Linked DNA regions of Mus musculus: region 1 is linked to region 2. The links are chromatin loops, found by intact Hi-C in ENCODE. Cell type or tissue: left cerebral cortex. All regions are shown on one strand. Each heading gives the region's core, and the rest is flanking DNA. Links, peaks and the distances in the headings are about the cores only. Region 1 has its middle 51 kb from the start of Ppp3r1. Region 2 holds the start of Ppp3r1 (protein phosphatase 3, regulatory subunit B, alpha isoform (calcineurin B, type I)).

The links. Hi-C counts contacts between places; a loop is a spot of excess contacts. Peaks named below come from ENCODE experiments on the same cell type or tissue, not always from the same donor. Only the 100,000 strongest peaks of a DNase experiment are listed, where the experiment ranks them.
Region 1: it touches region 2 in a loop (6-fold over the local background); 3 of 42 quality-filtered maps call a loop at or near these places.

What each region holds. Positions count from the first base shown.
Region 1 is chr11:17,101,911-17,114,508 of GRCm38, reverse strand. No RefSeq gene overlaps it. Among named protein-coding and RNA genes, the nearest start is that of Ppp3r1, 51 kb to the left of the region's middle. In left cerebral cortex, for the core only: no CTCF peak of the experiment used is centred there; DNase peaks (open chromatin) are centred at 2,655, 6,756, 6,916 and 7,368; H3K27ac peaks cover 532 bases.
Region 2 is chr11:17,154,152-17,166,749 of GRCm38, reverse strand. It overlaps Ppp3r1 (protein phosphatase 3, regulatory subunit B, alpha isoform (calcineurin B, type I)), which reads right to left and starts at 7,452. Exons shown (of 6, transcript NM_024459.2): 1 at 7,208-7,452. The coding sequence starts at 7,210. In left cerebral cortex, for the core only: a CTCF peak has its summit at 6,295; DNase peaks (open chromatin) are centred at 5,450, 6,296, 6,678, 7,558 and 1 more place; H3K4me3 peaks cover 3,299 bases; H3K27ac peaks cover 2,206 bases.

The sequences.
Region 1 (12,598 bases), core at 2,459-10,458, 52 kb after region 2:
CTGCAAGCTGGTACAACTACTCTGGAAATCAGTTTGGTGGGTCCTCAGAAAATTGGACATAGTACTACCTGAGGATCCAGCTATACCACTCCTGGGCCTATACCCAGATGATGCTCCAACATGTAATAAGGATACATGCTCCACTATGTTCATAGCAGCCTTATTTATAATAGCCAGAAGCTGGAAAGAACCCAGATGTCCCTCAACAGAGGAATGGATTCAGAAATGTGGTACATTTACACAATTTACACTACTCAGCTATTAAAAACGATGAGTTAATGAAATTCTTAGGCAAACGGATGGAACTAGAAAATATCATCCTGAGTGAGGTAATCTGATCACAAATGAACACACCTGGCATGCACTCACTGATAAGTGGCTATTAGCCCAAATGCTCAAAATACCCAAGATACAATTCATAGACCACATGAAGCCCAAGAAAAAGAAAGAGCAAAGTGTGGATGCTTCAGTCCTTCTTAGAAGGGGGAACAAAATACTCTCAGGAGGAAATATGGAAAGTAATTGTGGAGCAGAGACTGAAGGTGAGGTCATTCAGAGACTGCCCTACCCGGGGATCCATCCCATATACAGACATGAAACCCAGACACTATTGCAGATGCCAAAAAGTGCTTGCTAATAAACGCTTGATATAGCTGTCTCCTGAGAGACTGTGCCAGAGTCCAACAAATACAGAGGTGTATGCTCCCTCCAACCATTGGACTGAGTATGAGGTCCCCAATGGAGACATTAGAGAAAGGACTGAAGGAGCTGAAGGGGTTTGCAACCCCATAGAAAGAACAACAATATCAACCAAACAGACCCCCTAGAGCTCCCAGGGACTAAACCACCAACCAGTCAAAGAGTACACATGGAGTGACCCATGGCTCCAGCTGCATATGTAGCAGAGGATGGCATTGTGGGGGCATCACTGGAAGGATAGACCCTTTGTCCTTTGAAGGCCCGATGACCCAGAGTAGGGGAATGCCAGGGCAGGGAATCAGGAGTGGGTGGGCGGGTAAAGGAGCACCCTCATAGAAGCAGGGGGAGGAGTGATGGGATAGGGGGTGAAATCGGGAAAGGGCATAACATTTGAAATGTAAATAAAGAAAATATTCAATAAAAGAAGAAAAGTTAACGGTTTTGGTTGATACCTGTTATTTCTGATGAAATCATGGCACAGTGATGATTCATTCCACCCTGTGTTCACACATTCTGCCTGGCCAGAAACAAAAAGGTCAGATTATCGAGACAGCCTAACAATTTTAAGTGAGGGCATAGTTAACTACTGAATTAAAATCCTTTTCCTCACCATGGGTTAAAAAGGAAATTTTACTGGGGGAGCAAATTGCAGGTCCGCCTCAAGAAAAGAGGGACACTGATTTGCTGGTAAAGCAAGCAGGTTTTATATGATAGTCAGTAGGATGGGAGTCTTTGGATGAATCAGGAACTGGATGCCCTTTCCTGAGGTAGTGGACCATTAGGGTGCATATGTGACGTGGTGGTTTTCCTGCTAAACAGAAACCCACCTGAGCAATGCTTAGTTTAGCCTTCCATTTTCCCAATACCAACCCTCTGCTTACTTAGTCAGAGTCCTTCTGTTCAGGAAATTGTTGCCAGCACTGCCATTTTGGGGGATCTGATTTGGAACTAAATGATCACTGGCAGTATTAGAGGGGTGTGGGAGGACCCACTAAGATTTCTTTAGCAAATATGCAGGAAAACCACATCATGAGCACTGTGGGACCCTTGAGATGTTGAATTACAAGCCTCTATTCTTTACAAGGAAGGACCACTTTAAACTCAGTTGTCATCTTATACATGACTTATACATCCATATTCCACTGTGGCAAATGAGTTGCAAACATAACTATGTCATAATTGCATAGTTAGATGAGGAATCTGTCAGTGGAATGCATTTAATGCTTTTCTTGTGGGAAGTCAACTATTTTGATCACTGAATGTGCAATGAGAAATTATATTTAGAAGCCCAAAAAACTTGTGGAACAAGACATACAAGTTTCTTCTACAAAAGAAGGGCATTGTCAAAATCACCATAGGCAGTGATAATGTCTAATACATCATAACCTGCAGAATTCAGTAACAGTGCTATCATATAAGCAAGGTACATATTCATGGTCACTAAAGTTAGTGAGGAAATTTTGGATTAAGACTCTATTTTTCCCCTGTCTTGATTCCCCAGTTCTGAACTTCATATATCCCGAAGCTACACAGTATTATTAAGGAATAAGCGTATGTTTTTGGTAAGACCCTTAAAGTACATAAAATGTCATGTCAGGTAACAGTGCTATTCTATGATATCTAACTGAAATTTGAACTTCATTTCTCATCTTCCTCTCTGTCATGTTCAAATTTCAATTATGTATTCAGCTTGATTGTTTGCATATGGGAACACTGTCTAATTTATAATTTCAACATGAAGCCTATTTATTTTTATGTCAAGGTAATTTTTCTAGTTTATAAAAGCAAAAGAAACTCATTTTTCAGGATGTTGAAGGAGGGTTACCCAACATCCGTGCTTGCAGTTTTGCCTGGGCTTGCTTAAGTTTCTTTTGAATCCGGTGGTGCTTCATGTCTAAAAAAGGCAAACTGCATTATTTTATCAGGCTTCAAAAAAATCATCATATACTGGCTTTCTTTGAAAATCCAACTTGGCAAGGGCACTCTCTAGCTGCTTGCTGTTTCCAAGTACATTTTCTTTTGTTCACTTCTGTTTTTCTCTTTGTTAGCTGAGTTTATTTTTCTTTAAACCCTATTTTCTTGGATCTACATATACCAAATGCATCTTGGGCCATAAGAAGACCACCAGCCTGGGAACAATGGTTGTGGTTCCTGGTGTGCTGAAACAGTCTGATAGACAGCCACAGTGGTGGCTGGAGTACAGCAGTGGCTGAAACAGTTTGAAAGAAGAGCATGGGTACAGGTTGAAGAGGAACGGTCCAGAGCCCGCCTTCACCCTTAGCTGCTTTCAATAGTTGAGTTTTAAGATAAAAAAAATTTTTTATTAATTCTTTGAGGCCTTCTTCCTCCAATCTCTCCCACATTCACCTTAGTAAGTGAACCCAAAGTCTATACAATTTGATGAACTTCTATACAGTGAGACAAACAGCATTCATTGAAGATGTAGTCTTTGCTTCATTGTGTATTTTGTGAGTCTTTGTGAAAAGGCAGGTGGTTGTAAGAGCATTGGGTTATATATGAGTCCTCAAATCAATTTTATTGATCCGTGGGTCTGTTTTTTATCACTATAGCTTTGTAGTATAACTTGAAAGAAGTATTGGTGTTGCCTCTTCCAGCATTTTTACTATTCAGAACTATTTTGTCTATTGGCCATTTGCATTTTCTTATGAGTTTTAGGATTATTTATTCTGCTGAACCTGCTGCAAGATGTGGAAATCCTTAAGTACCAATAGACTTTATCATAGTTCAGGGCTGGACCATACCCAGGGTCCACAGTTTACTCTGAAGCCACAGGGAGAGACAGAACTACCTCACTGCCAGTGGACTCCATCCAAAGTCAAATCAAATTTATAACCTTGACCTACAGCTTCCATTGACAACATTACAAGGTATGGAACTTCCCTAAGAATGATTAAAATTCTAATTAGTTTCAATATATCCTTTTACTCAATTAGATATAACTTCTAGAACTCTTATTAATTTGCAAATTATGATTTGTATATTGTTTAGATATTTTAAAATTCCAATGAAAGAGGTTGGTCACTTCTGACTTTATTTTTTTCTATTGCTTAGAACTTCTAGTTAGACTAATTCATAGTTAGTAAATGTTCTACATTCAAGGAAATGTAAAACTACCTAGTCTCTATTTAGATTTTTCTCATTTTAAAAACATACACTAGTAGAATTACAAGCTCATTAAGCATAAACCCAACTAAAGTATCAAATAATTTGTTTTTCTCTGAAAAGGGAAATACTTTCCTTGAGTCAAGTATGGGAGGAGTTACCAGAGGAAAATGAGAGTACAAGAAGATTAACAAACTAAATGGTCAGGAAACAAATACCTTCAAAGCAAACAAGCAAACACATAAAAGTATATCTTAAGCTATACACTTGGAACTGAACCAAATAAAGGTATTCAAGAAATAGAATCTCTAAAAAGATTTTTAAAAATGCATATAATGGGTATTTTGTGGAACCACAAATGGGTATGTCTGTGCACCACATGCATGCAGTGCTCAGAGAGGCCAGAAGTTTGATTATCTGAAACTGGAATTAGAGGTAATTGTGAGTTGTCATATGGTTACTGGGTCCTCTGGAAGAGCAGCAAGTACTCCTAACTACTGAGCAATCTCTCCAGACCCACAACAAATAGGATCTTAAACAATCAGTTGAGAATTAATAAATAGACCTTTGATCAAACCAAGGGAGGGCTGGTGTCAAGGAAGAACTCTCAAAAAGCTACCTGAGGATACAACTGGTTTGGGCACAATGGGCCTATGCTAGTACCAACACATGTGACTTCTTCAGTAACAAGTGGATCATCTTTGAGGTTCCAGTTTTGGGCGCCATAACTGATGATGCACCAACCAACCAGCCAACCAACCAACCAACTAACCAACCCCCCCCCCCCAAAAATTTAAATTCAAGGGGACAAGAGATAGTTTAAACTAGAGACAAATGTGAGGGACCATGACCCAAGAACACAACCTCAGGTATCCCCAATTCCATGTTGTGATATGTTAATAGTTTCATGATATTTTGTAGTAACTGAAAATAAACAATAAATCATGACATCTCAGATACATTGGTGGAAACACCAGACTGGCAAATTATAGAAAGGCAGGGGAACCTCTGTTGTAGTCTATGATATTCTCCTTTGTGTTGGTGTAAGACAGGCATCTGTTAATGCATTCCAAATTATTTCATGTTATGCAAAGACATCAAGAAGTTACACACAAAGGAGAACAATGGATATTTAACGGACTAAGATGACCCAAGGTAATTTGTATTTAGGTCTCTAACCTATAACATTCAAATCTTTCCTCAATTTTCAAACATTTCATTAGTCTGTTGTTAGATAGGTCTGGGAATTTTCAACTGTAAACACTTTAAGCACATTTACCACTATTTTTTTTATGAGCAATCTGGCTACCTATTATTGCATTCCAATGATATTTTACCTGAGAATACTAGACACACTAATGCTGCTTGAATAAATAAACACACATATAAAAGGACTATAGTGAATAAATCCCAGGATAATTCTTTCTAAGTTACAATGTGGTAAGAATCATCAAATGTGCTTATTAAAATGCAGGTGCTTTGAATTTATTCTCTGGGAGTCTACCTGATTAAATAGATCAACAAAGAGAAGCTCATGGATCTGCATCTAAAAAATATATTTATTTGTTTTACTTATTCACTTTACATCCCATTCACTGACCCTTTCTAGGTCATCCCTTCCCCAATCCTTCCCCCATCTCCCCTCTCCTCCTCTGAGAAGGTGGACCCCCTGGGTATCTCCCTCCCTGATACATCAAATCTCTGAGAGGGTAGGTGCATCCTCTCCCACTGAGGCCAGGCAAGGCAGCCCAGCTAGAAGAACATATCTCAAAGACAGGCAACAACTTTTGGAATAGCCTCTGCTCCAGTTGTTTGGGACCTACTTGAAGACCAAGCTACACGTCTGCTGTATATGTTCAGCGAGGCCTAGGTCCAGCCTGTGCATGTTCTTCAGTTGGTGGCTCAGTGTCTGAGAGCCCCAAGGGTTAGTTGACCCTGTTAGAGTTTCTATCTCCTTCAAGGCCTGCAATTCTTCCTTCTATTTTTCCATAAGAGTCTCCAAGCTCCATCAGCTCTTTAGCTGTGGGTGCATCTGAGTCATATGCTGTGTGGAGCTTCTCAGGACAGCCCTGCTACATTTCTGTCTATAAGCATAACAGAGTATCATTAATAGTGTCAGGGACTGGTGCTATTTGATTTTTAATAAAGAAGCCAAAACTGTACAATGAAAAAAAAGAAAGAAAGAAAGCATCTTCAACAAATGGTGCTGGTCTAACTGCATGTCTGCATGTAGAAGAATGCAAATGGATCCATACTTATCACCCTGCACAAAACTCATGTCCATGTCCAAGTGGATCAAGGACCTCAACATAAGGAAAACTGGATACACTAAATCTCATAGAAGAGAAAATGGGAAATACCCTGGAACAAATTGGTCCAAGAGAAAACTTCCTGAACAGAACACCAATGGCTCAGGCTCTAAGATCAAAAATTGGTAAATAGGACCTCATGAAACTGCAAAGGACAGTGTCAATAGGACAAAACAGCAGCCTACAGATTGGGAAAGGATGCTCATTAACTCTACATCTGACAGAGACCTAGTGTTCAAAGTTTATAAAGAGCTCAAGAAGTTAGACACCAACAGAGCATAACCCAACTAAAAAATAAGGCTCAGAGCTAAAGAGAGAATTCTCAACAAGAGAAATCTTGAACAGCAGAGAAGCACTTAAAGAAATGTTCAAAGTCCTTACTCAATAGGGAAATGCAAATCAAAACAACTCTGAGGTTCCATCTTACACTCATCAGAATGGCTAAGATCAAAAGATAGCACATTGCTGGTTGGGATATGAAGAGGGGAACACTCCTCCATTGCTGGTGGGAGTGCAAACTTGTACAACCACTTTGGAAATCAATTTGGCAGTTTCTCAGAAAACTGGGAATAGTTCTACCTCAAGACACAGCTATACCACTCCTGGGCAGTTATTCAAAAGATGCTCCACCATCCCACAAAGACATTTATTCAACTATGGATCTACATTTAAAGAAGCATCCCATACAATTCAGACAATTTAGGGAAAGCTTCTTTAAGAATACAAAGTAATTTGAAGGGAAAAAAAAAAAAAACAGCAAAGAACATTTGTTCCTGGAGGTGGCACACAGTGAAGAAAGTGCTTGTTCCCTCAAGGGATCCCTGGAAGTGGTTGTTCTCTGCAGGCTTGAGAATAAATAGATATCAGCTGAGTCGGAGAAAACCTCACCGAAGCTTCGAGCTCTGTTTACAAGGGCTCTAAGAGTTCTTCCGCAGGTCAATGGCATTATTGTTTTATCAGAACAGTCGCTATTTGGCCAAGCTCATCCCCACTTCCACCCCCAACCCCTGCCCTCGGCCCCATTAAAATGACGCGCTTGTCAAACTTCTCTTTGGATGTTCTTCAAGTATTTTTAGCAGATTTAAGACAGTCTTCCCTCGTTCCCTGAAGGAGGAAAAAGTACAAGTTCCCTCCAACTCATTGGAGAGGCATTGCTCAGGAGCAGCTCGTGGGGCGCCAGCTACAAAGAATGAGAATGTGGGATAATTTTCAGCCCCCTCCCCTCTGCTCTGTCTCATTTTCACCACCCACCTTGCCAAATGCTCATGCTATCTGCAGCAGGTGCTTTTCCGGCTGTTTAAACAATTTCCCTTCCAAGAGCGATAAATCCCAAAGGATTCCCAGGTTTTACTCAGTGCAAAGGAACCACACCAGGCAAGGCAGAGAGACAGTTTTAGTCTAAAAGATTTTCAGAAAGTGTTAAACAGAGATGATGTCAGGTGTCTGTCTTAGTTAGGGTTTCTATCACTGTGAGGAGACACCGTGACCACAGTAACTCTTAATAAGGAAAATATTTAATTGGCGCTGGTTTACAGTTTCAGAGGTTTAGTCCACTATCATCATGACAGGAAACATATTGGCCGTGGTGCTGGAGGATGTGCCTAGAGTTTTACATCTGGATGGGCAGGCAGCAGACAAAGAAACTGACACTGGGCCTGGCTTGAGCATTTGAAACCTCAAAGTGACACACTTCCTCTAACAAGGTCATGCCTGTTCTAACAAGGAAGGCCACATCTCCTAACACTGCCACTTTCTGTGGGCCTACGGGGCTCATTTTCCTTCAACCCATCCCACCATCTCCACCAGGTGCAGAGCCCTGCAAGCCCGGGAGCTCCTGTAACAGTGACTACTTGGATATGCTTGGGCATGCCTTAGTTCCTCGATCCTAAAATTTACCTTTGGTTCACCCCCTCAATTCTGAAGGCTGCATTTTCCAGATTGTTTTCGGCCTTACAAAATTGATTTATCATTTGAGATTTCTCAGGGCCTTTCACATGAGGCAGTTTGATCCTGTTCACCTTCTACTCCTCCTTTAATCTCTCCTGGATGCACTCAATCTTCCCTGCCCACAACTTTGTGTCCTTTGTGTTTTTTCCCCGTGTGTGTGTGTGTGTGTGTGTGTGTGTGTGTGTGTGTGTGTAAATAACCCATTAAGTTTTATTTGTGCTGTTGGTTGTAGGGTTCTGATGAGGAGCATGGTCAACCTACCAGAGGCAACACCTTTAAAGAAAATTGACTTTCCCTCCCCCAGAGTGCATCACTTCAGCTAGGGGTGGGGCCTCATAAGCCCGTTCCCTACCTCCTGGACAGAATGGCGACTGTTTTGATGTTGTTCAGGTGGCCTCCCCTTCCACAGGTGACCACCCCTTCCATGAGTCTGAGAGTGCAGTGGTCCTGACATGTCCAGAGGACACTGTCTCACTCTTCGCCATGCCCTCTGCCTCTCACAGTCTCCTTGCCTGCACTTCCACAATGAGCCTTGGGGATGGCTGGTATGTATTATAATACATGCTTCCCAGTTGTGGCTGAGCTCTGTTTACCTTTCCTCTCTGCACTATGAACAGGTTGTGAGTTTTTACCACAGTCCACTGCATAACAAATCTATTTGTCCTCAGCTCCAGTGAGGGTAGTCCAGTTGAGTTAACGTTTTGGGTTGAGTGTTTCTCTGACTCCAAATGTTCTGTTTTTCCTCTTAGCTGTGATCTCCATAATATCCTCATCCTTCAGTCCCTTGAGTCTAGATGACAGAGGACCACGGCAATCCACAGGCCATCACTGTCTTCCTCCTTGATAAAGAATCCACTCTGCTGGGTGATCGAGAAGGGAGAGCTAAGGCCATGGGAGGACAGATGAGAATGGGGGAGTAAGAACTGTTAGAGTCTCAGAATTTTTCTTTAGATCTTATATAACCCCTAAAATTTTATTTTCTTCTTTATTTTTAACATTTTCTTTTAACTTACATGTAGTGAGCTCAGCTAGAATCTTTATCTTTAATGGCTTATTATTTAGGCTTCTGCTTTAATAGATGAGGTGTGTGTGTGTGTGAGAGAGAGAGAGAGAGCATGCACATGTGGGTAAGGTAATATAGATGGTTATATATTAAAATTGAATTAGTATGACTACACTTGAGTGTTGACTTTCAGAAATTTCTTGGATTGTGATGCTTTCATTTTATTTTCTTTTTTTTTTCCATTTTTTGTTAGGTATTTAGCTCATTTACATTTCCAATGCTATACCAAAAGTCCCCCATACCCACCCCCCCACTCCCCTACCCACCCACTCCCCCTTTTTGGCCCTGGCATTCCCCTGTACTGGGGCATATAAAGTTTGCAAGTCCAATGGGCCTCTCTTTGCACTGATGGCCGACTAGGCCATCTTTTGATACATATGCAGCTAAAGACAAGAGCTCCCGGGTACTGGTTTAGTTCATATTGTTGTTCCACCTATAGGGTTGCAGTTCCCTTTAGCTCCTTGGGTACTTTCTCTAGCTCCTCCATTAGGGGCCGTGTGACCCATCCAATAGCTGACTGTGATCATCCACTTCTGTGTTTGCTAGTCCCCGGCATAGTCTCACAAGAGAGAGCTATATCTGGGTCCTTTCAGCAAAATCTTGCTAGTGTAGGCAATGGTGTCAGCATTTGGAAGCTGATTATGGGATGGATCCCTGCATATGGCAATCACTAGATGGTCCATCCTTTCGTCACAGCTCCAAATTTTGTCTCTGTAACTCCTTCTATGGGTGTTTTGTTCCCATTTCTGAGAAAGGGTAAAGTGTCCACACTTTGGTCTTCGTTCTTGAATTTCATGCGTTTGGCAAGTTGTATCTTATATCTTGGATATCCTAAGTTTCTGGGCTAATATCCACTTATCAGTGAGTACATATTGTGAGAGTTCCTTTGTGATTGGGTTACCTCACTCAGGATGATGCCCTCCAGGTCCATCCATTTGGCTAGGAATTTCATAAATTCATTCTTTTTAATAGCTGAGTAGTACTCCATTGTGTAAATGTACCACATTTTTTTTGTATCCATTCCTCTGTTGAGGGGCATCTGGGTTCTTTCCAGCTTCTGGCTATTATAAATAAGGCTGCTATGAACATAGTGGAGCATGTGTCCTTCTTATCGGTTGGGGCATCTTCTGGATATATGCCCAGAAGAGGTATTGCTGGATCTTCCGGTAGTACTATGTCCAATTTTCTGAGGAACCGCCAGACTGATTTCCAGAGTGGTTGTACAAGCTTGCAATCCCACCAACAATGGAGGAGTGTTGCCCTTTCTCCACATCCTCGCCAGCATCTGCTGTCACCTGAATTTTTCATCTTAGCCATTCTGACTGGTGTGAGGTGGAATCTCAGGGTTGTTTTGATTTGCATTTCCCTGATGATTATAGATGTTGAACATTTTTTCAGGTGCTTCTCTGCCATTCGGTATTCCTCGGGTGAGATATCTTTGTTCAGTTCTGAGCCCCATTTTTTAACGGGGTTATTTGATTTTATGGAGTCTACCTTCTTGAGTTCTTTATATATATTGGATATTAGTCCTCTGTCCGATTTGGGATAGGTAAAGATCCTTTCCCAATCTGTTGGTGGTCTTTTTGTCTTATTGACGGTGTCTTTTGCCTTGCAGAAGCTTTGCAATTTTATGAGGTCCCATTTATCGATTCTCGATCTTACAGCACAAGCCATTGCTGTTCTATTCAGGAATTTTTCCCCTGTATCCATATCTTTGAGGCTTTTCCCTACTTTCTCCTCTATAAGTTTCAGTGTCTCTGGTTTTATGTGGAGATCCTTAAGCCACTTAGATTTGACTTTAGTACAAGGAGATAGTACTGAATCAATTCGAAATCTTCTACATGATAACAGCCAGTTGTGCCAGCACCATTTGTTGAAAATGCTGTCTTTTTTCGACTGGATGGTTTTAGCTCCCTTGTCAAAGATCAAGTGACCATAGGTGTGTGGGTTCATCTCTGGGTCTTCAATTCTGTTCCATTGGTCTACTTGTCTGTCACTATACCAGTACCATGCAGTTTTTATCACAGTTGCTCTGTAGTACATCTTTAGGTCGGGCATGGTGATTCCACCAGAGGTTCTTTTATCCTTGAGAAGAGTTTTTGCTATCCTAGGTTTTTTTGTTATTCCAGATGAATCTGCCGATTGCCCTTTCTAATTCGTTGAAGAATTGAGTTGGAATTTTGATGGGGATTGCATTGAATCTGTAGATTGCTTTTGGCAAGATAGCCATTTTTACTATATTGATCCTGCCGATCCATGAGCATGGGAGATCTTTCCATCTTCTGAGATCTTCTTTAATTTCTTTCTTCAGAGACTTGAAGTTCTTGTCATAGAGATCTTTCACTTCCTTAGTTAGAGTCACGCCTAGGTATTTTATATTATTTGTAGCTATTGAGAAAGGTGTTGTTTCCCTAATTTCTTTTTCAGCCTGTTTGTCCTTTGTGTAGAGAAAGGCCATTGACTTATTTGAGTTAATTTTATATCCAGCTACTTCACTGAAGCTGTTTATCAGGCTTAGGAGTTCTCTGGTGGAATTTTTAGGGTCACTTATATATACTATCATATCATCTGCAAAAAGTGATAATTTGACTTCTTCCTTTCCAATTTGTATCCCCTTGATCTCCTTTTGTTGTCTAATTGCTCTGGCTAGGACTTCAAGTACAATGTTGAATAGGTAGGGAGAGAGTGGACAGCCTTGTCTAGTCCCTGATTTTAGTGGGATTGCTTCAAGCTTCTCACCATTTACTTTGATGCTGGCTACTGGTTTGCTGTAGATTGCTTTTATCATGTTTAGGTATGGGCCTTGAATTCCTGATCTTTCCAAGACTTTTATCATGAATGGGTGTTGGATTTTGTCAAATGCTTTCTCGGCATCTAACGAGATGATCATGTGGTTTTTGTCTTTGAGTTTGTGTATATACTGGATTACGTTGATGGATTTCCGTATATTGAACCATCCCTGCATCCCTGGGATGAAACCTACTTGGTCAGGATGGATGATAGTTTTGATGTGTTCTTGGATTCGGTTAGCAAGAACTTTATTGAGGATTTTTGCATCAATATTCATAAGGGATATTGGTCTGAAGTTCTCTATCTTTGTGGGGTCTTTTTGTGGTTTAGGTATCCGAGTAATTGTGGCTTCATAGAATGAGTTGGGTAGAGTACCTTCTGTTTCGAGTTTGTGGAATAGTTTGTGAAGAACTGGGATTAGATCTTCTTTGAAGGTCTGATAGAACTCTGCACTAAACCCATCTGCTCCTGGGCTTTTTATGGTTGGGAGACTATTAATGACTGCTTCTATTTCTTTGGGGGATATCGGGCTGTTTAGATCATTAACCTGATCTTGATTCAACTTTGGTACCTGGTATCTGTCTAGAAACTTCTCAATTTCATCCAGGTTCTCCAGTTTTGTTGAGTATAGCCTTTTGTAGAAGGATCTGATGGTGTTTTGGATTTC
Region 2 (12,598 bases), core at 2,364-10,363:
GGCAGTGGACTGAAGACAATAAGAAAATGAGCTAAGTGAAATAAGAAGCAGAAAAGTGTTAAAGGCAGAGCGGTGGCCAGCTACTGTACCCCAGTGTCTGAAAACTTCACTCTGAACTGGAGATAAATTTCTGTTGTTGTTATAAAAGAAAAATTATAAGCACATATAAAATTTACATATCCCCTATTAGCACTGTAAGTAATTTATATACTCCCCCCCCCTTTTTTTGAGAGGAAGTCTCTAAATAGCCCTCTCTGGGTGAGTACTATGTATATCAAGCTGGCCTTGAAGTCAGAGATGTGCCTGCCTCTCCCTCATGAGTACTGTGATTAAAAGTGTTTAATCACATGCTCAGTTTTTAATTTTTAAAAGCGGTTGTGTTGAAAAAAAAAACCCAAAATAAACAAATAAAAAAAAACCCATAAAACAAACACCATATGAAGCTCCATCCCACCCTAAGCATCTGTAAGCAGTTCAGAGTAACTGGGGCAAAGAAAATCATCTTCCTCAAACCTGTGCCTGAATAATACATATACCACCTACCCAGGCACCAAAGCAGGACCCACTCCTCTCATCTTCCTAAGTATATACACATCTAGCTCTCCTTCTCCACCTGCACTGGAAGTGCAGGTCCTAACCTATGCTGGCTAGTTTTATGACAATCTGGACACAAGCTGGAGTCATCTGAGGTGGGAAGCTACAATGAGAAAAATGTCTCCATAAGATGGGGCTATAGGCGAGCAAGACTGTAGGCCATTTAGATGTGGGAGGGCACAGCCCATTTTGAGCACTGCCGCTTCTGGGCAGAGGGTCCTGGGTGCTATAGCAAGCCATTGAGGAGCAAGCTGGTAAGCATCAGGACACCATGGCCTCTGTCGTCGCTGTTGCCCCCAGGTTTCTGCTGAGTTCCTGTCCTGACTTCCCTGAACAAGTGAAGTAGAAGTATAATCAAAATAAAACCTTTCCCCAAGTTAGTGTCATGATGTTCCATCACAACTGTGCTGGCCCTAACCAAGGCACTTCTCAAATGAATTACTGCAATTACTTTTATGTCACTGTATATGTATTACTTACTTTGACTGCATGAAAAATCTTGTAATACTTGCTCATGTGTTTCTCTCATCTTAGCCCATTCTCTTCATCCTCTTGCTGATCCCTTCCCCTCCCAAACTGTCTCCTCTACTTTCACGGCACACACACACACACACACACACACACACACACACACACACAGGCATGCGAGCAGTCATTTAAACCAGTGTTTCTCAACCTGCAGGTCGTGACCTCTTAGGGGTCACATGATCCTTCCCCAGGGGTCAAATATTAGATATCCTGCATATCAGATAGTTACACTATGATTCCTAACAGTACCAAAATTATAGTCATAAAGTAGCGTTTTATGGCTGGGTTATCACAAATTAAAGGGTTGCAGGAGGAAGGCTGAGAACCAGTAATTTAAATCTTTGTTCTACCTATGAAAGATACTTCTTGTCTACACTAGCTCTTAGTATAACATGACAAGCTCCAATGCTATCCACCATCCTAGAAATAATGATTCTATTCTCCTTTACTGGTGAATAACACATCATTGTGTATATATGAAATATACACACCACACTTTCATTACTCATCCAACTGCTGATGAAAACGCTGCAACAAACATACGTAAAAATCTTTACAGCACGCTGTCTTAGATTCTGCTATGTGTACACTCTTGAGTGTATATCACATAATTCTGTTTTTTAATGTAATGTGTGTGCCTGTGTACATGCATGCTATCACGCACACGTGCAGGTCAGAGGACAACAGAACTCAGGCAGCACACACCATTCCTCACTGGGCATTGCTACTTTTAACTCTTCTGAGGGCCTCCAGGTTGACTTGAAAAGTGGCTGCTTCACTTTTAATATAATTACTTCTGAGTTAATTCCCACGTCTACATTTACCTCTTATTAAAACAACCAAACTACAAAGTAGTCTCTCTTAAAAATAAATGTCATTCTACTGCTTAAAAAGGACGCTAATGCTTAAAACAATGGAGTTAACTGACTGATAAACCCCACCGTACATAAGTTGAAAGTATAATAAATATTAATACATTTAACAATCTAATCTAGTGAACACCGTGATCCAACCTAGCCTGCCTACATCCAAGCAAAAACCATTTACCACAAGTCTATTTTATAATAAAGTAAATGTCTAGTTTAACTTCTTGAACACTACTGGTGTGAAACAAACAATCATTAACAGAAGTACTTAAGATTTAACATATGGTTAATAAAAGTATGGCATGCACTGAACATACTCCTATAAAATTAAAAAATCCCGAGAAAACCATGTTAGGCCTGCACTTCCGGGCCCTGAACAGTTTTCTAGGTTCATGCCTCCATGACTGTGAATGCCCACTCATCCTCTGAAGACAGCTCCTAGTCTTCCAGGAGGCTGTGACTCCTCCCACCCCAATCTGAATTAAACTTGCCCTCACCCCCACCTGCTCTTACAAGCACCCCACATTTAGTTTGCTAAAGCAGGCACAGCAGGCCATAATCACAGCCTTGTTTACTCACCTTGACTCTGCTTAGAGATCATAATCAGGTCTTCAATGTTCACATTGTTAATGCTAAGTAGATTATCAGACCCAACTACAATTTAGATAAGTAACAGCCTAACCAGCACTGAATGGCTTGGCTCACTGCAGGCTGTGTAGCGTAGGACACAGCAAACTGCCAAACTAGGGACCCTGCTGATTTCAGAGCCACATTTGGGAATCAGTACTCTAAATACACCCACTCTTCCTACCTTCAGGCTATGAAACATTGCTGGGATGCCCTCACCTCTCTTCTGCAGCCCTGATAATCTTTTTAGACCTAGCACAACTCTATTTGCGAAGCGTTATCTACTTTCCAAGTCATGGTGTTCTTTGCTCCATTTCTGTCAAACTTTGGTCTATAGCATTCACGACATCCTCTTTCATAACCACTGACTGTCCAAGACAAGAAAACCGATTTTAATATTCTCTGCAGCAAAGAGAACACTTAGCAGTGACCAACAGACTGAGTCTACAGGTATTCATTGGTACGAATGAATCCCCATTGCTTTACCCAGACTAAAGTCCACAATCAGTCTTGCTTAGCTCTCCCGAAGGAGTAAGTCCCAACCCGACTTAGTCCTCATACTGCCCATCTCTCTCACGGTCAACGGATTCTTAGCTGGCTTCTGTATCTCATACCTGATCCATTTTAAGTTTCTCATCCACAATTGGAAAAAAAATGAGCGGAAAAAACTGCTTCCTCCAAATATGTATAAATCTTAGCTCTGCTGGCAATAAAATTAATTTGATGCACAGTTCATGAAAATGGAAACTTTAATTAAAAAAAAAGCTAAAAATGACTAAAATTGCTTTGAAATTTAAAATGGTCTTAAGACTTACGGAAATGTTCATATAGATACACACAAGAAAATCCACGGTACCGATTTTTGTTTATTTGTGTGTGTGGTGGAGTGAAGGTCTCATGGCAGTCCAAAGACGAATTTCAGATATCCATTCTCTCACACCATGTGAACGTGAGATCAAACTCAGGTCATCAAACTTGGGGAGAAAGGCACCTTTACCTGCCAGGATGTCTCAACAGCCCAAATCCATACTATCTAATGCAACTAAGATACAAACAACCTGACTGCGGAAAAATTCCTAGGTGTTCTGCACTCACAGATCTTATAATATACCTAATCATAATTCTTAATGCTCAACTGTTTTAAAATAGAGTGAAGGCAGGATAAACTGACTCATGAAGCAAATGGAGTTAACTATAGCCCAACTGGAGCATGCTAGGTAGACCAGGCTGGCCTTGAACTACTTAAGATCCACCTGCCTCTGTCTCCCAAGTACTGGGGTTAGAGATGTCCGCCACTATACCAGACTCAAATTAACTGTTTTTAAAGCAGCAAATAAAACACTTGTCAGAATCAGCCTTTACAGGGCAGTCTCAGCTGATAAACTGCTTGGCACACAAACATTGGGGCCCAAGTTCTGATCTCCCCCAAATTCATGTAAAAAGCCAGATGGAGCAGAGCACACCTGTAGTGTCAGTGCTGGGATGCAGAGGCAGGAGGGTCCTAGAGTTCACTGGACGGCATAGATCAAACAGGTTCAGTGAGGGAGCCTGCCTCAAAAACAAAACAAGGTGTTGAGCGCCTGAGGAAGGCACCCAACACCCACCTCTGACCTCTACAAGGCTGTGAATGAGCATACATGCAGACATATGCACATGCAGACACATGCACAAGCAGACACATACATCCAAGTGTGCATGAATACAGACAACTCCATAAGAGATTTAATACCATTTAAATTAATCAGAAAATAAATTAAAACTACAAAATCCATTATGAAAATCTAACAATTCTGTGGTATCTACTAAGAATTAGCTATTCTTAAGGTAATGAATTTTTCCAGAAATGCAGGCTTAGCTTGGAAAATTACCCAGATCACCATGAAGCCCAACATATTTTCAGTTAATCAATGTTCCATATGGCTAAACCAAGTTATTCACATGGTCTTGATACTTCCAAACCAATATGGTATGGATCACACCAAGACTGTCCCTATGTCAGGGCAGAATTGGAAAGACGGAGAATGGCAAATGTGAACTGGGAAAGTTTTAAAGGAAGCCAGAGAAAAAAACAAAACCAAACACACACACACACACACAAAACCCAAGAAAATAATAATGACCCATCAGATATTATAAAATGAATCTTAAAATATTGGGACTGACTAGGAAATAGTCACAAAAAGATAAGGAATTTAAGGGTCAGTGGGCTGTCCAATGGTGGTGGTGCATGCCCCTTTAGTCCCAGCACTCATAAGGCAAGGGCAAGCAGATGTATGTAAGTTCAAAGCCAACCTGGCCCAGGACAGTCAGTGCTACACAGAGAAACCATGTCTCAATAAACAACAACAAAAAAAGTCAATGGTCTGAGGGAACAGCCTTGGGAAAGAACATGCAACACAGATGCCTAATTTTTAGTACCATCAGTACAAATTAGAATAAGGAGAGAGAGAGAGAGAGAGAGAGAGAGAGAGAGAGAGCGCAAGAGCGAGAGCTAGAGAGAGCAAGAGAGAGCGAGCGCAAGCGAGCGCACACCACACTTACAGAAACTAGGTTTGGTTCCTGGCACCTATGTGAAATCCAAAACTACATGTAACTCAGAATCCAGGGAATCTAAGCTCTCTTCTGGTCTCCTAAAGCACCTGCACTCTTGTCCACACACCCTTCCCCCATATATACATAGTTAAAATTAATTTTTTTTCAAAAAAAAAAAATCACTGCAATAGACCCCGATCTTCAAATAAACACGTACAAAGTTCCATTAAGGCCCAAAGCTGTCAGCTCCCAAATTCCGTTACATTTCGTAGCTTCGGTTACTGTGTTGCTACAAAATATCCCAGTTTGGCAGGTTTGTAGATGATACAAGAATAAACTTCTTAACTGCCCTGAGGTACCCATCTGAAGTATAAGCTTGAGGATGGAAGAGAGGTCTATTTTGAACTTGGCCTCTTCATCAGTTACTCTGATATAAGGGGATGGTATACATCGCAAGAGCTGAAACTGAAGCAGGCCAGCCAATGAGCTCCAGAGAAAAACAGCCTCAAAACAAACAAAAAAATATTAAGTGCCATTCCTAACTTCAAAGTATTACAACTCTATTGTGAACAGACACGATCTTTTTAAATGCTCTTCAATGGTGTAGAAAAGGCTAAGTTTTATAACCTTCAAGGAGCCAAATCATCTGAACAGCTTCCTAAATAAAGGAAAAAAAAAATCCTCTACATTCCAAAATCATGAACCACTTTAATAAAGCTGCCCCTCTAGTGGGTCTTAACGATGCCAGTAAACCCGATATTTCAAATAAAAGCTGACTTACTCGAATATTTAACCTCAGTTTCTCTGACCACCACCACCTAATCGGTTTTCAACTGCAGTAAACAATGCACATTTGAAGCACTTAAATCTTACATGCGAGGGGGTATTGTACAATTAAAGAGTCTAAGTATCACAAATCCGCCTGAAATTCTTTGATATGTACTGAAAAGATGTTTACAGTAAGTGTCACAATCCCGTATCCTGTTTAACTAAATGACATATAACTCGCAGTGCAGCTATGTTTGTCTGTGAACACAATTCTTGATTGCAAAGACGAAACGGAGGCCCAGTGAAGCTACAGAACCAGTAAGGTAACAAGCTAAAGGCGTCATAGATTTCTTGGCTATGGTGACAGGCAGGAGGCACACCCCTAGCGTCAGCCAGAAATACTACATGGTGAATTCCACCTACGGATTAATAGGAAAGTAAGGAAGGGAAAATTTAAATCGCCATCGTTCAAAAACAACTACCACAAGCACCGGAAAAACAGAAATAAAAATACTAAGAAAATATTAACAAACCAATATGAGCATTTCTCTAGGCCCGGTGTCTTAGCTAATATACACGCTGGCCCTTTCATGTTCACCAACGCAGAGAAAAGCGGCCTCGGGAAAAAAAAAAATCCCCTACGGTTGCAAACAGCAGAGAGATAAATGCGAAAACGAGCGAAGAAGGCAAGAAAGTGGAAGGATCCCTGCCAAGGCTCGCTGCTGGAAAATGCGGAGTGAGTGGGAGGAAGCACAACTCTGGAGAAGTGGGTCTTACATAAAGCGCCATTTGCCGCACACTATCATTTCCACCGGATTTCAGAAAACCCAACCTGGAAACCCATCTGGGGGCGGAAAGTGGGTTTCACGTGGAGGAGGGTAGCGAGGGCGCAGCCCCCCGGGACCGGGGTTCAGAAAAGGCCGAACGAGCCAGACAGGCGACGGGGCCGGGGTTGCGCGGAGGCCCACGGGCTTAGGAGCCCGGGGGCGGCGGCTCTGTGGGCGCCCGGAGGCCCAGGGTCGTGCGGAGGGCGGGGGCGGCGAATCTCGGGGAGCGCGGAGACGTCCGGCGTTTGCAGGGGGCCGGGGGGCGCGCGGAGGCCCGGAGGAGGCGCGCAGGGGCTGGGGGGCTTGCAAGGGCCTTGCAGCGGCCCGGGAGCGCGCAGAGCCGGGGGCCGCGCAAGTAGCCGAGGACTTGAAACCCAGCACCTGCACCCTCCAGGCCTCTGGAATTTTCTATCCGAGAGGACGCCCCGGGCCCTCCCTCGCGCGACCGGGGAACCGAGGTCTCACCATCTTGCTCGGCGGGCGGCGCTGGCGGCGGCTGTAGGATCCTCGGGACGCGGCGACGGCGGCTTTGCTGTCCGGCGCCGGGCGGGGTGCAACGGGGCCTGGGCCCGGAGCGAGGCGGGCGGAGTCCCGGTTGGAGATGCGTCGGCGGGAGGAGAGGGTTGCAGCCTCACGCTCACAGGCGGCCCCGACTCGTTGCAGCGGCTCGCGCTGACCGCAACCTCAAGGCACGGAACAGGGCGCGCAGAGGGCGGAGCGAGCGCGGGGCGGGGCGGGGCGGAGCCTGCGGGAGGCTGACATCCGGGAACCCGCGCCCTGCCGTGCACACGCTCTCCAACCGGATTGCTCGCAGAGCCCCGCTAGCGCTCCGCCAGCGCTTTTTGCGTACCGTGCGCCGGGGGACATGGAGATGGGGGGGCAGACGTCTTGACGTTGGGAGAGCCGCGCTTCCTGTCATGTGACCGAAGGAAGGCCGGCAGGAGGAAGACTCCTGGGAGGAGAAAATGGGGAGAATGACAGGACCTGCCACAGGGCTGTGTCGCTCTTGGGGGGTGACACCATGTCACTATGGCGAGGCACGGGCAAGTCTACACTGTGGAGTCAAGCGCGCAGTTGGAAAAATAGGAGAAGCAAAGCTAGCTGCAGCTTAGGTCCTGGGAGCCACTGACAAGAGTGGGGGATTGCTTCCCACTCCAACAGACACTACCTCTAGGTTGCCCTGCAGCTGGTGCAGAAAGAAGCCTTTAAGAGAAATACTACGAGACAGACTGCCCTGTTGTCCATGTAGTAAGGGTATGTCCGTAATGGTGGCAGTTGCCTTACTATAGAAGTGAAACTACAGTAGGTAATAAAGTCCATGGAAAGAAGTTATATTTAAGAGGAAAAGATAAGTTGGTAGGAGAGATGTGATAAAGATAACGTATTTATGTTATTTATTTTAGTCAGGTTTTGAATAGATAGAAAATAAAGGTCAGGGTATGTCCTGCTCTACCTGTTTCATCTTCTGTAAGTGTAGATTATTTTTTAGCTTTTGAGAGACGAGCTTTGACTCCACTTTGAGGATGGGGGATGCCTGCACCGGAGGGGACACGAATGCTACTTACCATGTATCCAGTTCCACTCACAGACTGAAAATGCCTTATAGCTTGGCGTTGAAAGGGTGGCACCCTATGAATTTATCAGGGTAAACTGTAACAGCGCATAGGTTTGTTACAATTGTTTGGGAAACCAGGCACAAGAACGTGGTAGGCACATCATACCAAGAAAAGGGTGCAACGTCCTCACCTGGACTCCATAAAGAGATAGACATCTAGCACTGTGATGGCAACAACCCCTACCAATCTATCATCCGACCATCCTGATAGGCAAAGAACACTTGACTGCCCCTGAGGCTTGAACTCAGTTAAGTCCTCACTGTTGACAAGGTTTGGTCAACTGTCCATCTTTCTATTCCTCCAGCTGTACCATCCATCCATCCCTTCATCTGGACCTACATTTGGCTCTTAGGCCTCTACAGCTGAACTCAACTCTATAGCTTCCCATTTAAACCATTGACACTCCCAACAGCCTGCTCCAGCATCTTTCCTAAAGCCAAGGTGTTTATTTAGTATCAAAACAAACTACATTTCTGATGGCCAGGCAGTGGGGTTGCATGCCTTTAATCCCAGTACTTGTAAGAGAGAAGCAGGCAGATCTCTGTGAGTTCAAGGCCAGCCTGGTATTCAAAGTGAGTCCAGGACAGCAAGGACTCTGTTACACAGAGAAACCCTGTCTCAACAAACAAACAAAAAAACCTACATGTCTATCATACCAATAAAACCTTGTGAACTCTGTTGTGTCCTCTTGCTTTTTGCAGCTGTTCTGTAATTGATGTTTATACAGATATATTTATTGCATGATCTGAGAGTAGATGATATGATTACAAGATAAGCCTGAGTGTTTGCCTCAGCAATATTTGGCAGATAACTGCCATTGAAACCACAAAGTCTGATGAATTTTTTTCAATAAATGAAGACCTTGTGGAAAGACACAAATGTGTTTGTCTCTATTTCTGGCACAGTATGTTAATGATTGTACTGGCTGGTTTTCTGTGTCAACTTAACACAAGCTGGAGTTATCACAGAGAAAGGAGTTTCAGTTGGGGAAGTGCTTCCATGAGATCTAGCTGTGGGGCATTTTCTCAATTAGTGATCAAGGGGGAAGGGCCCCTTGTGGGTAGGACCATCTCTGGCCTGGTAGTCTTGAGTTCTATAAGAGAGCAGGCTGAGCAAGCCAAGGGTGGCAAACCAGTAAAGAACATCCCTCCATGGCCTCTGCATCAGCTCCTGCTTCCTGACCTGCTTGAGTTCCAGTCCTGACTTCCTTGGTGATGAACAGCAGTATGGAAGTGTAAGCTGAATAAACCCTTTTCTCCCCAACTTGCTTCTTGGTCATGATATTTGTGAAGGAATAGAAACTGACTAAGACAAATTGGTACCAGGAGTGGGGTATTCCTGTGACAACCTGACCATGTTTTGGGGGAGGACTGTGGAAGGACTTTGGAATTTTGGGCCAGAAGATCTGTTCGGTGTTATGAGCTCTGTCGAATGTTGTGTAGGAGCTTGGAAGATAATGTTGAGAACAATGCAGAAGATGGAGGCCTGGCTTGTGAAATTTTGGAGGGAAGATTAAAGACTCTTATCAGGGCCATTGAGGTGACATCTTCTGGGAAGTGTTTTCTGAGAGCACAGAGGCTGTGTTCCAGAGATAGCCATGGTTGTACCTTGTGCTGTGGCTGGACTTAGTAATATGTAAGAATTACCCAGGTGGTAGTGGTTTTGAAGGCATGAAGAGGTCATGCAGAGCAGCTGAGGCTCAGCACTGTGAGAGGCCATGGAAGGCCATTGGTGAAGGTGCAGCCTCAGTTGCAATTGATGGCCCAGGACTGAAGGGGTCATGAAAAGGAGTTGAGGCTTGGCACCATGAAGAGAGTCTATGAGAGGCTATTGTTGAAGCCAAGTTACAGTGGAAGACAGCAGCATTTTGGAGATGCCAGTACCATGAGATGACTACCAAGAACAGCAGCAGCAGTGGAGTACAGGCAGCTGGAGCCTAGAACACAAATTGTGTGCTACAAAGGGCATGGCTGGAGAAGTTACCCAAGCCCTTGGAGGAGCCCAGAAGATCGTGAGTTGGATCCCAGACATTGGATGGTTGGAGATTGAATTTTGCTTTTGATTGTGACTGTGCCATGATATTTTCCCTCTTAAAGGGGAGTTTTTTAGTGAAGCCCACAGTTAAGAGACTTTGAATTTTAAAGTACTTTGAATTTTAAAAGATACTGGATATTTTAAAAGGATTGAACTTTTAATATGAAAAGACTGTGGAACTTTTAAAGTTATTTAGATCTTGGGGATGAGTAAGAAGGTAAGGGTTGAGGCTTACTAGTGATGTGTTTGTGTGTCAAGTTGACAAGGGGTCAATTGTGCTGGCTGGTTTTGTGTCAACTTGACACAAGCTGGAGTTATGACAGAGAAAGGAGCTTCAGTTGGTGAAATGCCTCCATGAGATACAACTGTAAGGCATTTTTTCAATTAGTGATCAAGGGGGAGAGGCCCCTTGTGGGTGGGACCATCTCTGGGCTGGTAGTCTTGAGTTCTATAAGAGAGCAGGCTGAGCAAGCCAGGGGAGGCAAACCAGCAAGAAACATCCCTCCATGGCCTCTGCATCAGCTCCTGCTTCCTGACCTGCTTGAATTCCAGTCCTAACTTCCTTGGTGATGAACAGCAGTATGGAAGTGTAAGCTGAATAAACCTTTTCCTCCCCAACTGCTTCTTGGTCATGATGTTTTTGCAGGAATAGAAACTCTGACTAAGACAATTATGCATAGCATCCAGACATTAGTAGGTTTGAGGGTACTCAAGGAAGTATTCTTTGTCAAAATCAACTTGGGTCTCACCTGTAGTCGCTCTGTTAACACTAATTTCAGGAAAATGAATGTATTATAATTGCCCCTGCTTAGTATGTAAAATACCACATGACAAGGGAAATGGAGGTGCGGGATTTTGCTAAGGTTCACTAAAGGAAGATTGTTCCTGGTAAAGCACAGGTATTTAATAGATTTGTGGTTTTTATTTTTTAGTTCTTTTCAGTCTACTCTGTTACATGATTTTTAAATTTATTATTATTATTATTATCATTGTTGTTGTTGTAAAAAGAATAGGAACTGAGTTGACCTCTGATCCTGAGTGGAGACATGATGTCTGAACAGTCATGGGATTACTATCTTGCAAAAGTTTGCTTGTACTGAACAAAAACAAGCTATTATCTTCTTCTTTAAGAGTTAATTAAAATAGGTTAACCAATTACTTGGACATGAAAATGATCCTTGGGAAGCTGTCTGCTTCAGAAACTTTAAGGAGCATGACACACTTGTAAATGTGTTAATCGCAAGGACAGGAAATAGAAATGGGGTAGATTGTTTAAAGTAAGAGGACCCCAAAATTAACAATTTTCTTCTACATTGGAATTCAGAAATGTCTTTGGCTCTGTCCTACCCAGAGGCCAGAGATATCAGAAGTATTGGTGGGCTCCAAGTCCACGGTCTGGTTCCTCATGATTTTGGATTGTGTCCAGTGTCGGGGCAGCTACAGGAGAAGGTATTTGAAGCTTTGAGTCCCCGGGCTAGTTCTCTGGTAACACTAGAAAGATAAACATCAGATTTGTCACTCCTTGAGACCTGACCAAAAGAATACCTCAGGCTTTGACTAGAGACAAGACATTCTGATGCACTCTAAAGATTAGAGCGGTTTCATACTGTTATCGCCTCACTTAACAGTTCATTTATCTGGGCCAGTCAAACCTGGCCAAGAGGCTATCCCTCAAGAAAACCGGTTCACTTAACACCATGCTGAAGAGGTTGAAATAAATTACTTTGTAAATGAGATCATGAACTTCTCCCTCCCAGGAACCCTACCCTCAAAGAACCCCTTCTGAAGCTGCCTCCATGCAGCTCTAAGCCATCCATTTTCTAGGAACTCATTCAGAAAAGGATACCTTCCTTGTTGTTCTTTTCTACCTCTGAATTTCAGAAACTGGCCAAAGCCTACACTTGCTTTGTCTTGCATTTGGGCACTTTCTTTCTGTGAAGCTACCCTCCTTTTGCCTTATGACTGCTTGCTGATCTCCATTCCTAACTCAAAAGGCACGGCTCTCTTCCTCCTCTCCAACTCCCTCTTCTGATGAAGGCTTGAATAAGAATGGCACCCACAGGTTGATAGGTTAGAATGCTCAGGGTGCAGCAGTACTTGTTAGAGTAGGTGTGGCCTTGTTGGAGGAAGTGTGGACTTGGAAGTTTCAGAAGCCCAAGCCAACTCTCTCTTTCTGCTGTCTGTGGTTCCGGGTATAGACTCTCAG